Linked DNA regions of Mus musculus: region 2 is linked to region 1. Evidence: chromatin loops called from intact Hi-C (ENCODE). Cell type or tissue: left cerebral cortex. All regions are shown on one strand.

Region 1 (8,000 bases):
ATTTATTTATTATTATATGTAAGCACACTGTAGATATCTTTAGACAGTTCAGAAGAGGGAGTCAGATCTCATTACAGATGGTTGTGAGCCACCATGTGGTTGCTGGGATTTGAACTCAGGACCTTTGGAAGAGCAGTCAGTGCTCTTAACTGCTGAGCCATCTCACCAGCCCCAAGATTTGGTATATTTCTAACTATGAAATATTCAGCAATAAGAGGAGACAGTAGAACATGCACATTGAATAAGATGGGCATAAAAGGCCAAGCACTGCATGCTTGCATTGTTAATATGAAGTGTACAGAAATGTAAGCGTGTAGAGAAGGCACATTGCCAGGCACCAGGATTGAGAATGCGAACTGAACCCACATGGAGTTACAGAGGACCTGTCTGAGGTAGGAGCATCGGAACTTGGATTTCAGTATGACTGTACATTTACTACAAGGTACTGAGGATGGCTAAGTTTGTGAAATGTAGATTACAGTTCAATGTGATGGCTTAAGTGGTAAACACCTCTAGTACTCTGGTATTTGAACACTTGGTCCCCAGTTGGTTACTTAGGTGTGGCCTTTCTGGAGGAAGTGTATCAGTAAGGGTGGGCTTTGAGGCTTCAAGCCTAAGCACCATTCCAGGTGAACTCTCTCCTTTCTGCTGGCCTAAAATCTGAGTCCTCAACTTCCTCTTCCTACCAGCATGCCTTCATTTGGCCTATAACCTTCTGAAACATAAAGCCAAGTAACCATTTTCTTGTAGAAGTTGCCTTGGTTGTTGTATTTTATCAGAGCAATAGGAAACTAGCACGCCTAATAAAACCTCCAAACCAAAACTGTGTTCCCAAGACCAGCAGCACCAGCTCTGCCAAGGCACTCGTCAGCAGTGCAAATGCTCAGTTTCAGTAGAGCAGCAACTCTGAGGGGGAGTTTCCAGCCATTTGTGTTTAGCCATGCCTTCTTGCTGATTCTGATGCAGGCTGAATTGTGAGAATTGCTGCTATAGAATACAGAGAGTTCATTGGAGATGTACTGAGAGTATTATCTCGTTTTTGTACATTCAATCTACACTGTTCCTGTAATTGCAAGAAAGGTTTAAATTAAGGGTTGTTCTAGTAGAGTTAAAGGAAATTACAGGGCAATGTGAGTAAAAATAAACTTCTTTCATGTTCTTGATGTGTTCCCCTAAGAAGCTTTATGATTGTAATGTTTGTGTGCCACATGTTAGTAAATTCCTGTGCTCTTTTAGGCTTGCCTTCATTAACGAATATAGCATAAACAGGTTCATTTGCCATAACAATGGTGGAAGTTTAGATCCTTGAAAGGAATTATTTCTCCTAAATATTTACATGGTGTAATGTAGTAGAAGTGTGCAGTGATCCTGCAGACATGAAGATGTGGCTATTGATAAAGAATAAGTGGAGCAGCTGTCTGGACTGAGCTACACTGCACAGGCTATGCGATAAGCGACACAGAGAGTCTTGCCCTAGGGCACAGCTTATACACGGCATATGCTTTTGGGATGCTTTTCAGCATTGGCTGGATACCCAGAAGGAGTTCTGATGGCAGGGGCTGTTTCACAAGGGCCCGGTGATCCAACCTGGTTGCTCTTTGAAGTGATAGGTTGAATTTGTACCTAGAGGGGAAGTTGACGTGTTACCCCTCTGAGAGGATGCTTATGTTCCTTTTGTGGGGAAATGCAAGTGTTGGATGGGAAAGAATAAGAGGGATGGGAGCCAGAGCATGGAAATGATAACTTCAGCTCACTTGTCTGTGGAATGGAATCAGGGTTGTGAACAGTAGAAGTTAAGAAAGGATTAATTAAAGAGTGTGGTGCAAGCCGGGCGTGGTGGCGCACGTCTTTAATTCCAGCACTCCGGGACAGAGGTAGGTGGATTTCTGAGTTTGAGGCCAGCCTGGTCTACAAAGTGAGTTCCAGGACAGCCAGGGCTACACAGAGAAACCCTGTCACGGAAAAAAAAAAAAAAAAAAAAAAAAAAAAAAAAAAGTGTGATGCAAACTTTATTGCTGTAGATGAAAGAGCTGAGCTTTTGTTGCAAACTCTCTTCCTCTGTATCTAACCTTCTCTCTCTTGCAGTACGTCCCTACTTGGTGTGTTCTTTGTTTTTCAGACATGGTCAGCTATAGGCCAGGCTGGCCTCATTCTCACTCTTGATTCCCTGCTCAGCCTGCCCAGTGCTGAGACTGCTGGACTAACCACCTATACTCTCTCCTTGTCTTCTAAATTAAATTTCCCCCTCAGTCGCCCTCTCTGACTTTGTGACTCGCTCTCAATCATTTGTTTAGTGGTTTGCTTTTACTGTTTAAGCTCGAGCTCATACTACTCAGCAGTAAGTTATCGAGCTCTTAGTGGGGTGTCAGAATACCATGTTCTCTCTGTCTAAGATTCTGAGTTTTTGAAGTCTGGCTATACAATAAAGAAAATTTGGAATAAGTTTCATTGAGAATGATTTTAGCATGCTTATTACTAGACAGATTTTCCTTCATGCGGTGATGGTAAACTGTCAGGTTGAATCGTCTAGAGTCACCTAGGAGATGTGCCTCTGGGCACCTCTGTGAAGGGTTATCTTAATGAGGTTGATGTGTGAAGACGTGGTTCCCTGGGCTTGCGTCCTGGACTACATGGAAGCTAGCCCAGCATTTCTATTCCCCCTTTCTGCCTCCAGACCGTTGATGCAATGCAGCAGACTGCTTCTATTGCTGCCAGGACTTAACCCTTCATGAGGGCCAGTATTCCCCAAATGAGAACCACAGCAAGCTCTTTAGTTGCTTTTGACTGGGTGGGTGTTGTATCATAGCAACAAACAAATTCAACAAGGTATATTTAAAGGTTTAAACAAGTAAAATGAATGAAGCAGACTTCTCAATTCAAATCCATGTCTCTGTAAATTAAAATCAAATTGGAATAAGAAAATGCAGCTAATATTTTATCATGAGCAGGTACAAATTGAGTACATAAGAAGTTTCTGTTTTAGAGTTAACTGTTAATCAAGGGGATCATTAAACTTTCCGTTGTTGGGAGGCGGGGGAACTTGGGAGTAGGATGACGTGTTTTCAGGTCCATGCATTTCAGAGTACTGGTGACAAACGTTCAGATGATAGACTTGAAGCCCCCGCAAGCTCAGGGCGTCCTGCGTCATGTACCACGTTTCTGTCTCATGTCAGTGATGACTCTGGAGCTGAGCTGCTTCTCCTGTCCTGCATTTAGCAGGGCCTTTGCCTCACCGTATGGCTGGCTCTGTGGCGTCCTTAGTGGAGCCATGTGCTTTTTATAGTAATTTTAAGTTGGTCTCATACATAGGTGGAGTGGGGATGAAAAATTTTTCAAAATGAAAGAGGATAAAGGTGTGGGAAAAGAATTGCTGTACTTCTTGTGGAAGGCACACAGAAGGAAAGGTAGGGCTTTCTGTCTTTGCCCCTCCCATTGCAGTTGTTTATACCTCAGAGGACGTTTTTACTCATGGTATCAGTCTTTGAATCCAGTAGAGTTGTCAGAATACCTCTACTGGTATCAAAATAGAGGTATTTTGATAGCAGTCGAGGTCCGTATGCTGTTTTAACACATTGAGACATCAGGTGACATAGCCTGTGATACTCTGAGGCAGGTTCTTTGCTTAAATGCAGGCTTTTTTGTTGTTGTTTGATTCTTTTTAAAAATATAGATTTTATTTTTATTCATGTGTGTTGGTGTCATGTCTAGCTCCAGGTGCCCTGGAACTGTTGGGTACTGGGAACTTCACTCCATTCTCTGGATGAGTAGCAGGTGCTCCTGCCTGCTTCACCCAGTCTCCAGTTCTTCAAAGACAGAGCCTCAGGTAGCGTAGACATGGCTCCAGTTTATAATATTGACAAGGCAAACATTGAACTCCTGTGCCTTTGCCCCCACTGCCCATTGGGAAGACAGGCATGAGGAGAGTGCCAGTTTGTTTGCTTTGTTTTTTTGTTTTTACTATATTTTGTTTGTTAATAGCATGAGAAAATTTGTTGCTAGTGCTATTAGGAACCTCAGACTCCAAGTTCAAGTTCTGCTTGACACTTGTTGATTTGGATCTGCCCCTTTAAGGCGTCTTTTGTGCTTATAAAGTGTTCTTTTCATCTACAGTGCTGTGAAATTGTGGGAAAATTAGCCAGGGGAACTTGGTTCTGTTGAAATTGCTCTCTAGGCAACTGATAGGATATCCATGTGGGAGTGCGTGGAGGTCTCCCGCATGTCCACTCTAAGCCTCCCAGGCTTGTAGTGGATCCTCTGCGTGGTAACTGCACCATTGCTGATGGTGTTCTCAGGAAAATAAATGGTCATTGTTTGGAATAGTGCTGGGACTTTCCCCAACTGCTGACTGAGGAGTTGTTCCCAGCCTGCCTGCCTGCCTGCCACCAGATGGTGCTAGAGCTACACACGTAAAGGCAAATGCAGCTGCAATGCAGAGGCAATGTGCGCTCTCTCTCTCTCTCTCTCTCTCTCTCTCTCTCTCTCTCTCTCTCCTTCCCTCCCCCTCCCTTCCTCCCTCCCCCCAGCTCTGTCCCTCCTTCCATTCCCCCCCCCTCTTTCCTTCTTTCTTCCTTCCTTCCTTCCTTTCCTTGCTGACCTTCCTGGCATGCTTTGAAATGGGTTCACACCAGTTGAGCCAGTTGACCACGGACAATATATTAGTGATGGAAACTTAGGGCCATGCAACTTGTCTTTCCTGTAAAAGTTGTCTTGATGCATTGGCCTGTGTGTAAAACTGACAGTGTGAGGTTTCTGCATCCTTTTAAGTAGCCACAAAAACACCATGTTTACAGTAATCTAAAGGTGATGTTCAGAGGACATTACCAACAAAATATGCCTGCCCAGATTTTAAGTCAAAATAGAATAATTTATAACTGGGTACATTTCAAAATATTAACTATTGTTTAATAGTAGAGTACCTTATCAGTTAGCAATTATACTTAAATTTGAAGTGTTTTTTAAATTACAAATAAATATGACTTGGGTATTGCAGAAAATAAAAGGAATACTTTTTGTTTAAGTTACTCACATATTATATGAAACAATTATCTTTGTTTACACATTTATTTTGAAGGTAAACTTATTATGGTCATACAGTTTTGTTAGTTTTTTCTCTTAATTTATCTTGAATATTTTACATGAAATCAAAATCTCTTAGGATGATAATTTTGATTCACAAGCTGGTTTTCCATTCATTGACTCTTTAATGATAGGCATTTGGATTTCCAATTACTTTTGGTCCCTTCTTAACCAAAATTTATTTCTCTGTGTTGTTTTATATTTATTTCATATTAACGCTAAAAATATATTTCTAGATCGGGAAGAAAGGGTAGCTTTTGTAACTTTTGCTCGAATTTTTATTTTACCACCAAGCTTTGTAGTTAAATACAAAGATCATCAACAGATCACTTCTGTTTTTGTTACTGGTTGGTTTCTCGTTTGGTTCTTGAGTCAGGGTCTCTCTATAGCCTGGACTGACTTGTGATCTTGCTACCTCTCAGCCCCCGCCCCCAACGCTGGAGGTGGAGGCGTAACTGCCACGCCCAGCTTGGTAACCCTCCTATTCAGAAGGATTGAGAATGCTCTGAAATGGTAAACTCTACTAAATACAGATTTAAGAGAGCTTGGTTGTATTCCTTAACATCCAATCCTTGAGACTCTTCTGTTTGTGGAATTTGAATTTTAGGTTTATTACCTGTTCTTGAGATATAAGCCAATATTCATTCATACTTCATAACAGACTAACTCACGGGCAGAGCAGGGAGTTGCTGTGTGTGTTGTTAGTTTCTCTTAAAGGATAATAATACAGTAAACAGAATAGAATAAGATGAAATAAAAACTGACCCGCTGAAGTTAGACCAGACAAACAGCTGGAAAAGAGTCCAGGAGAAGGCACAAGAATCAAAGACTTCATGTTTCCTAATACTGAGATGAGAGGACAGTTTCTCTATGAATGTTTCCAGCCTGAAAAGTTGCAAGAACTATGTTTAAAAAGTTATTTTGAAGACTTGAGTGGAATGTAGCTTTTTAGGGTAGCAGAGGTGTAATACATATATTTTAGGAAGGCAAAAGGAAGGAATTACATTCTTAGGAAGAATTAGAAGCACACCAGTCTGTGTTAATGGAAGAATTCTGCCCTTGCAGTTGCTTTTTGATTTTTTTGGTTTTGCTTCTTTTTGTTTTTAAATCTCAGTCACTATATTTTTATTTAAGCAAATTATTTCTTAATTAAATTCTCCCATCAACATAAGGAAGGAAGTAATTTATTTTAAAATTAGAGGAAACAGCAAAGCTATTTTCGTATTTGGAGAATGGATAGAGAAGACGCTTTATGGCCTTTCAAGTGAATGTGGGAACTGTTTGTACTTTCCAGAAAAACCAACAAACAAGGCAGACCTAGGTTTTCTTATGCAGAGAATCTCACTGTTTCATCTTTTGTAAAAAAGAAAGCAGAAGGCACCCTGTTCTCCTAGTTTCCCAGTCACTATGACAAGTACTTACAAAACTAGCCGAAAAGGCTTTATCAACATACAGTCTGTCCGTGTGAGAGCTGAGAGATTTCACTTCTGTAATCGAAGTATCTCTTTAAAAAAAAAATCAGTTATTTATTTATGATGTATTTTATATAAGCAACATTATTGGGTTTTATTTGAGGATTAAAAATAGCATTTTTATTGAGAGAGTTTTGGGGATTATTTTTTAGTGAGTTGAAAATAATTGTTTCTATATTGTAGGTATTTGACTTTTTAGGTTATGAGGGTGTAGCTTATTTTTTTGTTTTTGTTTTTGTTTTTGTTTTGTTTTGTTTTTGTTTTTGTTTTACTTAAAGAGTTACAGACAACCCCAAAATCGTGTTTAGGTAAAATGTTTCTAAAATTACCTATTTATTTCTTGAGACTCAATATACTAGCACGTAGATATGAGGAAGTGGAACTCCACGTCAGCTTCTGTAATCAGCCTTTTACAAGTGCAGTATGTCAGACATCTCCATTTAGGTGTTGTCTTAGCTGTATAGTTTAGAAGGAGCGTCTTTATTCTCTGAGCGTCTCAAAACATTAGTTCATTTACAACTTTATCACTTACAACTTTATCACTTACAACTTTATCACTTAAAATGGCCCCAAATAATAAGTTCTGATTACTCCTGTTGGCTTTATGTTCAGATAAACACAGTAATCAGATTGTTATATTAAGGTTAGAATACTGGAGAGAAACTTGCTTTTTAAATATAATGCTCTGTACATCTTTGCAGATGCTGCTTTCACAAAGCTCGACGTTGTTTTCTTCATATCCCTGGATTTTACAGGCCATCAGCATAGTTCCCTGCCGTTGGCTGGGAGACTGCCACTAAACAGAAAGTGCCTGATTAATCTGACATGGGTCCTGCTGAGTGGCTTCCCTTGAACTTGGAACAGGAATAGGGCTGTAGAGGGACGTCCTCAGTAAGTTCCCTTGGTAAAAATTGTCACCCTCTGATTTATTTTGAGTTTAGATACATACATGTCTTAGGCCATATATGTTTTATATCTGAATAATCTTCCTTTAGATCATTTAGCTTTCTGACCCATGATTAGTACTCAACTGTTTATTGGGTCCACATTGCTCAGTAAATATGGTATATAAAATTTACTACATTTTATATTGATTTAATTGTGTTAATCTAAAATCTTTGGGTGCAATGTGTCACATCTGTTTTGTATTCCTCAGTTTAAAAGAAGTGGCAGTATGGAATTTGGAGGAATATTTATTATCTGAGTATTTTTCTTTGCAAAAGTTTCCCCTTAGTTTGTTGAGAAGGATAACCTTCAAGAGAAAGTGAATCATTTGGCAAATTCTCAGGTCTCCAACAACTAAAGGCCAGTTAATTAAAATTTTACCTTACCATTTAAATTCACTTTATTTAAATAGTTGGAAGTATAATATAAATAGTTTGGAAAATTCTGGAAATAATATAAAGTACATTTGTGTAAAGTTTTTTAAATATTCTTTTCTTTTAATAATGG
Region 2 (8,000 bases), 180 kb after region 1:
CAGTGCTGCACCCCACATAAGCGGGGAACGTTCAGGAAAGTGTAAATACCACTTGATTTGCGCAGCCTGCTGAGTTGTGGTAGATACCTAATCTGGGGAGATCTCTGATTCCTTGACTCCGAAATTAGCATGTAAGTGCAGAAACCTAATAGCTAACCAGAGACAAACTCTATAATAAACCCAATAAGGTTTAATTGTTTCTATTTGTAATCTAAAATGACCTGGCTGGATTGCTGTGTCTTGGGCTAGAGCCAGGTTCCTTTCTTTATTTAATATACGTTTGCTACCAGCTGCCGAGGGAGCCTTCCTGTCTGTATTATTAATATGCTATAGGCCTTTGGTTTCCAGTATCATCTCTTTGGAATTTCTGTCTCAGATCCTGTGCAAATGAACATAATCCCCTGGCAGGAAAGGCATTGCAGAGTCCTGGCATCAGGCATAGAGCCTCTGGGTTTCATGTGAGGAATGCCAGATGCTGTTGGCCTTGGCCTTCTCCTTGGTTAGCATCTTTGCACCAGAGGAAACATCTACCTCCCAACCCCCAACCTGAGTCGAAATCTTGACAAAGAGGAAGCAAGCCTTGGGGTTCTCTAGCTGAAAAGACGAAAGCACTGGCTCATGGGGACTCGTGTAATTATTCTCCCAAGACAGAGAGCATGTAGCACTTTTACAAATATCCCAGACAGGGCTTGGATAAACAACATGGCTTATGGTAAGGGTACAGTCACCTTCTGGGTTTCTGATTAACAGGAAGAACTTTTGCTCTTTAATGTTAATTGCTTGGCATCCATCCTGGAGAAAAAAAAAGACTACATCTTCTCTGAAAGAAGGCAGAGGATGCAATTGGTACAGGGTCCTGGCTGCTTCAGAGGCGGAGAGGATATGTTATATAGTCCATCCATCAGGGCCTACAAAGATATTCAGGGCTGACTGAGTGGAAATCCAGACCTGTATGGGAAAATCTAACCCGGAGGCCATCAGCTCGCTATTCACCTACATGACCTTCACTGAGCAGACAATTGAGCCACACACATCATTCTGGGATGAGCAGGAGCGGTTACACATCATCTCTGACCCAGGGGAACTAAAGGAGAGACACACACGTCCTGTGGTGTCAGGCAAGTCAAAGCAAGCCATTTAATACCTCGGACGTCACTGTCCTCAGCTTGTATAGGGTGGAATGAGGTGACACTCGTCACCCAGTCAGCGAAGTGGTCATCTAGTAGCAAGGATGCGAAGAGGAAAGCATGTGCCGTGTAGAGAAGGGGGTCACACAAAGTTATTAGACTGCTGTTCCTCATTTCTTATGTTCGTTGGTTGTTGATATTAACAATAGCATGTTACCTTTCTCGATGCTGCGTGTACCTGATATAAATAAACGAGAAGCCAGATGTAGCACAGTCTGGTAATTCCCAGTAAGTGGGGGAGCTGTGGCGAGAGCATCATCAGTTAAGTCAAACCTACCTCACCTAAGCTGAAGAATAGGTTCAGAGCTAGCTGGGAAACTTGGTAAGACCCCCATCTCAAAACAAAAGAAAAAGGTTGGGGAAGGAGCTTGGTGGCAGAGTGCTTTCCTAGCAAGTGTGAAGCCCTAGGCTCAGCCCCAAGTACCCCAACCTCCTCCCAAAGAAAATCCTCACAAAAAAAAAAAAAGAAAAGAAGGAGGAATTTGTGTTGGCTAATAGTTTTAGAGGGTTTAGCGGGTGTTCACTTGACTCTCTTGCTGTGGGCCTATTTGAGACAGAGAGTTTGCCCCAGAGAGGTAGAGCAGGGCTGATCATTGAGTGACAGCCAGGAGGCAGCAAGCAAGCCAAAGAGGACCACAGAACAGGACAGGCCCAAAATCATGCCTCCTGTGACCTACTTCTTCCAAGATTCCACCTTCCAATTATGCCATTATATTTTCAGTCCATCAAGGGATAAATCCATTTCTCAGATCAGAGCCTTTAGGATCCTCTCAGTGACTGGCTACCATCTGAGAGCTAACCTTTCAATTCACAGATTTTTTTTTGAAGGACACTGCATGTCCAACCCACAACGACTGATTTCATAAGAAAGGGTCCTTTAGCAAGTGCACAGCACACAGAAGGGAGGGGTGGGCATAGAAGAGTGGGGGAGGTTATTGTTAAGTGCACAAATTGTCTAGTAGTGTCCCTAGGCCATTCCAGGGAAAAGAGACAAAGGTTCTTGGTCTAGGGCCTTGAGGGGAGCTTGTATATTTCCTGAGGCTTTTGTGTGATTTCTATAGTGGAGATTTGGGAAACAGAGGTGGTTTATTTCAATTTATGATTGACATGCCTTCCATCCTACAGCCACTGGCCACAAGAGTAGGCCTCTACCTGCCATCATGTTTGTGGACTGATACCACTTTCACCCCGTGATTGACACCTCCATCCCATCATTGATACCTCCACCCCATGATTGACACCTCCATCCTGTGATTGAAACCTCCATCCCATGATTGATACATCCATCCATTGATTGACACCTCCATCCTGTGATTGACACCCCCATCTCGTGACTGAGTAAAATAGTGTCATCTGGATTAAATGTCCACCATCAGGACTATTTGCTTTCAAGTCTATAATAAGAAAATAGGTCTACATGGTGGTGGTGCACGCCTTCAATCTCAGCACTCAGGAGCAGAGGCAGGTGAATCTCTGAGTTCGAAGCTAGAGCAAGTTCCAGGACAGCCAGAGCTGCACAGAGAAACACTGTCTTGGGGAGAAAAAAAAAAGGATCTAGCAACGTTGTTTTTTGGCTAGAGTCTTGAACAAAGGAAGGTCTGAATGAGGAGAGTTTAGTCTACTGTGTGCACCGAGTCATCAGGGAGACAAAAATAAATCCACTGGAGAGGAAGAAAAGCAATTAAAACAGTCCTTCTCAACAAAGAAGAGGAAAGTATGTATTTACTATGAAACTTTGGGGTTACAAGATGGCTCGGCAGGTAAAACTGCTTGCTTCCCACGCTTGGTATGAATCAAGTCCCTAAAACCATAGTGGGAGCTGACTCCATTTATGCTCTGAAGACTAGGCTGGCCTTGAACTCAGAGATCTGCCTGCCTCTGTCTCCTGTGCTAGACTAAAGGCATGTGCCACCACCGCCTGGCCCATTGCACAGTGCTTAAGGACATGCTCCAAGGGGTCCTCCTGAAGGACAGACTTTCTTCAATAACGTCCACACCTTAATGTCTGTATCACTTTTCAGGAATGCCATCAAAATTTGAAGGCACCAATGGGTTGCTTCCACTGCTAGCTACACTGAGGATCAAGCTTTCAGTGCAGGAGCCTTTGGGGGACACTCACATCTACCCAAAACATAAGAGCGGGTAAGAAGATTGGGCTCAATATGTGTCACAGTGGCCCAGTCTTGGCACCCAATCTCACAAGACTATTTCCTCATCTGTAAAATCAGATTGGAAACAGCAACTATTTCTCACAGTTTTCCAAAAAGCTAGAGCCAGTAGTATGTGTGCAGAGTAGACCAGGAGGCAGAAGACTCAGAAAACAGTTCTGTCTGGTCTAAAAACAGGCTGCTTGCTGAGTTCCTTGCTCTTGGGGGATGAGTCTTTGCTCTTATTCGGCCCTCAGCTGATTAGACAAGGCTACCCCCAGTCCTGGGTTGTATACTTCTTTACTCTGTCTAGAGGTATACATTTTAATGTCATCTGACATCCTGAATGTTAGACCAAATATCTAAGCATTCTACTCAGCCAAGTTGACATATAAAATTAATCATCACAGCTGGTCCCAGGGACAGGCTTGGAGATCTAACTAGTCAGGAAATAATAGAAGTCCTCTACGTTCTGAAAGCTTCTCTCCCACAATGAGGGACTCTGTGGGCTGTGTTTGTACCCCACGGCAAGAGTACTGGTACACTGGGAGCTCAGCAGCCCCTGGATGGATCCTTGTTCTTTCTTCTGTCTGTCTAAGCTGACACTCTCCCTCCTAGTCACCCCCAGGTGCACCCCAGCCAGTCCTCAGGTGAGGGGGTCGGGAGAGGCCCTGGAGTTGCCTGATACTAGATACTTCCTTCCTGCCGGATTAAGGAAGTATTGTCAGCATCGAGTCTGTGTTTACCAAATTAACAAATGGACTTCAAGTCAAACACTAGGCGATTTGTGAGATGGATTTCTCAACAACGTGCCAACTGAGGGGGTCGCTCCCAGGTGCCGGGCTGTTTGCCGCTTCTTGGACTACTGGACTTTGACATCATGTCACTTTAAGGTGCTCTTCGTGGAAAGCTGTGACCCTGCCATTCCTTAGGCAGGGCGGAGAGCCTCCACGCAGGTGTTCCGAGGTCAGCTGGAGTCCGGCTTTGCTTTGGGGCCAGCTGCTTTCTTCTGGTCCCAACAGACACAAAGATTCTTGGTCAGTGGCTCCAGAATGGAAAATAAAGTGTGTTGAAACACTTGCTCCCCACTAGGCATCTCCATCATGGGTAGAGCAGGGCCTCCAGCCAGACACTGGCTCTCTGCTAACTGTGGCAAAGACAGCAGAGACAGCAGGGCCCCAGCGCCTGGACCTGCTGTCCGTAGATGCGTGTTTGCATCCTGTCCATGCCTGGGAAGCCACTGCTTCTTTGCCTTGGTACTTAGAGCGTGTCTCAGGATCTGTGGCTGCTCCACTACAGGGGCACATGGTCTTCATACCTCTCATGGGAGAGACCCCCAGGGAACACAACGCTTAGCATGCGTACCTTTATGCAGTCGAGGGATGACTGTCTCTTGTAGACCTGTCTTCTGGCCTGCATTTTGTGGCCCACTGTTTGTTAAATGCTATTTACTTTGGAAAGGCATTAAGAGGAAAGAAAACAGTGCCCCAGCACCTTCCCCTGAGCCCCTCTGCAGTAATCGTCTGAAATGTAAAAACTTCACTCGAACCTTTTCCTTTCCTTGGCTCGCTGGACAGCAAAAGAGCTGGTTTAACTGAATTGCCCAGTTGTTTGATGACTCAATCAGTCAGCAAATATTTGTTTTGTGAAGCCTCTGAGTAAAGCGCTCAGTGTTTGATTAAATTGTTTGATGAAACAGAACAAATAGACGTGTCTTTTGGGCCCCTTGTAGACACCGGCTTTGCTCGAGATGTGCGCCACTAATTACCCTCCCACACTAATTACAGATCTGAGTCAAACCCAGCTCTTTCCCTTGAACCCAAAGCTAACCCTGGAAATCTGGTAATGCAATTACTGAGCTTGTTTCAACATGTTGGGGAGAGGGCAAGAGGGGAGAGAGAGAAAAAAGAGAGAATGTGAATTTGCCCCATTTATGAACCCCACAATGAGTGAGGGTTACAAAAAAAAAGGCTCTAGACCCAGGGAATAATACAAGCAGGCCTGTAGAGCTCAGCATGGTCTGGTGTCTGAGATCTGGCTTTGAAAAGAAGCCGGAACCCGCTTTCTTAAGTGGCCTTTAATGTGTTCCTGTGGGCTTAGGGTTTTTATTAGCTTAGTTTTTAATTGATGTCACAACTCAAAGTCAGGAGCATATTTTAAGAAGGAGCAAAGAATGAAAACACTCGGGAAACACACGAAACAACCCAAACTCTAAACCACAACAGTGAAAAACCGTGTCTTGCTTTTACACATCATCTCAGTGTTAGGCATTTGATCTGTCAGATATGCTTGTCATACCCACATAGTTTATAATCCAATATGTTCAGGCAAGAATTTTGGCACAACCTGCCAAGAGCGATCCTGAACTTTCCTTGACACTTTAAAGAGCACGTAATGTGTTGAGGGGTGTGAGGAATGACTGATTTGGTGGGAAGCCTTAACCCTTTCATCTAGGTCTAAGACTCTTTTGCAGATAGACCTTGCTGGAAAACAGAGTCCAGGGAGGACCTGCCACAGGTGCTGGTGACAACCAGGAGTGAGTGCTGACAGATACAGTATCCACCACGGCCCTCAAATGCTTGTGTGTCACTAGGGCTCTGAACTAGAATGTCCTTCGAAGAAGACTTCATGGGAAGATGGCATCCTATTCATTTTTGCCTTGGGATTCCACAGGACTGTTTGGATGACCTAACCCAAGTTTCAAGTTTGCATGTTGAAATCACTTGGAATGCTTAAGAAAATAAGAGAAAACAACAACAATAACAACAACAACAACAACAACAACAAAACCGGTCTATGAAAATCAATGTTGAGTCTGACCTACTACTAACCAACTAGAGTCCCTGCAGCATCCCTCAATGATGAGACTGCATTCCCTGGTGATTCTCACGGACAGATGACTACAGTTCTGCTTCTCATTATATAGATGAGGAAGCTGCGGCCTGTCTTTAGAGGAGACTGACAGTGTCTGGACATAACTCTAAACCAAACACCTATGGATTTGTTTGAATGCCTACAGAGTGCTCAGCCCTTCCCTGCTTGTAAGAAGAGCTTGCCGTTAATAAGCATCCAGCCTCAGAGGTGTGGTCAGGAAGAACTAATGGCTAAAGTAGTCACCGATGTGCAGGCAGGAGCTAAGCTTCATAACATGAGTGCTAATCACAGGAGAGATGCAAACACTGACGGATAGAGGAAAGCATTGCTGGAGTTGGCATTAGAGAAGAGGCCAGTGTCAGCAGGAAGAGAGGCACACTCAAAGGCAAAAGGTGGGACTATATCTTGGAGGCCAGAATGAGTGGTTCCTTATTGTGTCCTTTGGTGGCCTGTTCTGGAGGACATAGGCTTGGAGACAGTGCATGAGGTCTGAGCAGGGATTGAAGGCCGCAAGACTGGTTCTGCCTTCTTAGCAGATGTTTGAAAATGACTCTGTCCAACATGGGACAAACGTAAGGTTAAAATGGAAAGTTAAGAGTGACTAGGTGTGATGGAGCTCTGTTCTGATTGGTTGGTGCACCCAAGTCATAGCAATGTTCACATATTTAAAAAGTCTTCCCTTCTCCACATCCTTGGCTAAATGCTACCCTAGACTTGAGGGCTTCGTTTTAAGACATGGATTTTGGGGAGTTTTGAGGAGAAGGAAGCAGACATGATTGCTAGTGAGGTGGTGTCTTAGTCAGGGTTTCATTTCTGTGAGGAGACACCATGACCCAGGCAACTCTTATAAGGGACAACATTTAATTGGGACTGGCTTTCAGTTTCAGAGGTTCAGTCCATTATCATCATGGTAGAAAGCATGATAGTGTCCAGGCAGGCATGGTCCTGGAGAAGGAGCTGAGAATTCTTCATCCTGATCCAAAGGCAGGCAGAGCTTGAGTACTGGGAACCCTCAAAGTCTGCCTATACAATGACACACTTACTCCAACAAGGCCACACCTCCTAATAGTGCCACTTCCCAAGGGCCAAACATATTCAAACCACAAGTGGTGAGCATTCAGTCACAGGTGGACAAAGAAATCTCAGGTCAATGCTAATCAAAAGTCCCACATCCTCAGGGATCCAACCAGGGACTTCTGATCCTGCCTGTTGCTGTCCACAGCAGTGCATGGACCACGGGCAGACTGGGTCTCTCCCCACTACATACATACGTTTTCCACCAAAGCCACTGGGTCTTACATCATGGTCCTCCCATTGTCTTCTCTTACACTTCCTGCATGGCTGTTACCTCCCCCTTGATCCTGTGGATCAAACCAACCTCTATTTGCTTCATACAAAAGCAGTTCCGAGGTAGGCTAACATACTGAACTAGGAAATAGCTTTTGGAAGTGAGATTGGACAATTTGTTCAGAGCCCCTTTAGGAATCCATGGGAAAACAGGATTTCTCTTGAGTCCGTTCTTCAATCGTGGACCTCATTTTAAATCACGTTTGTTACTTGATGTCATATCTTTCATTTGCTACCTACCAAGAAGCCACTCCCCTCTATGGAAATGGGGCCTGCCACAGAATGTATCAGTTTGGCAAAACCCATGAGATCCATAAAGCTACACCAAGAGCTTCCTTCCAGAACTCTTATCAGACTCCAGTGTGCTTAACTTGATTCTCATAGGAAACTCGGCTCAAAACTCCAGCCTATAGGAACACCATACTTGAATAGCTAAGATGCCTCC

What was found. A loop is a pair of places that touch in the nucleus more often than their neighbours do. Peaks named below come from ENCODE experiments on the same cell type or tissue, not always from the same donor. Only the 100,000 strongest peaks of a DNase experiment are listed, where the experiment ranks them.
Region 2: a loop joins it to region 1, with 2.9 times the contacts of the local background. A loop is called at or near these places in 18 of 42 quality-filtered maps.

The regions. Positions count from the first base shown.
Region 1 is chr17:86,060,048-86,068,047 of GRCm38, reverse strand. The region is part of intron 14 of Srbd1 (S1 RNA binding domain 1); the gene reads left to right. Among named protein-coding and RNA genes, the nearest start is that of Srbd1, 81 kb to the left of the region's middle. In left cerebral cortex, a CTCF peak has its summit at 4,362 (motif pointing right); a DNase peak (open chromatin) is centred at 4,376.
Region 2 is chr17:85,878,921-85,886,920 of GRCm38, reverse strand. The region is part of intron 4 of Gm30117 (a long non-coding RNA gene); the gene reads left to right. Among named protein-coding and RNA genes, the nearest start is that of Gm30117, 46 kb to the left of the region's middle. In left cerebral cortex, no CTCF peak of the experiment used is centred here; no DNase peak of the experiment used is centred here.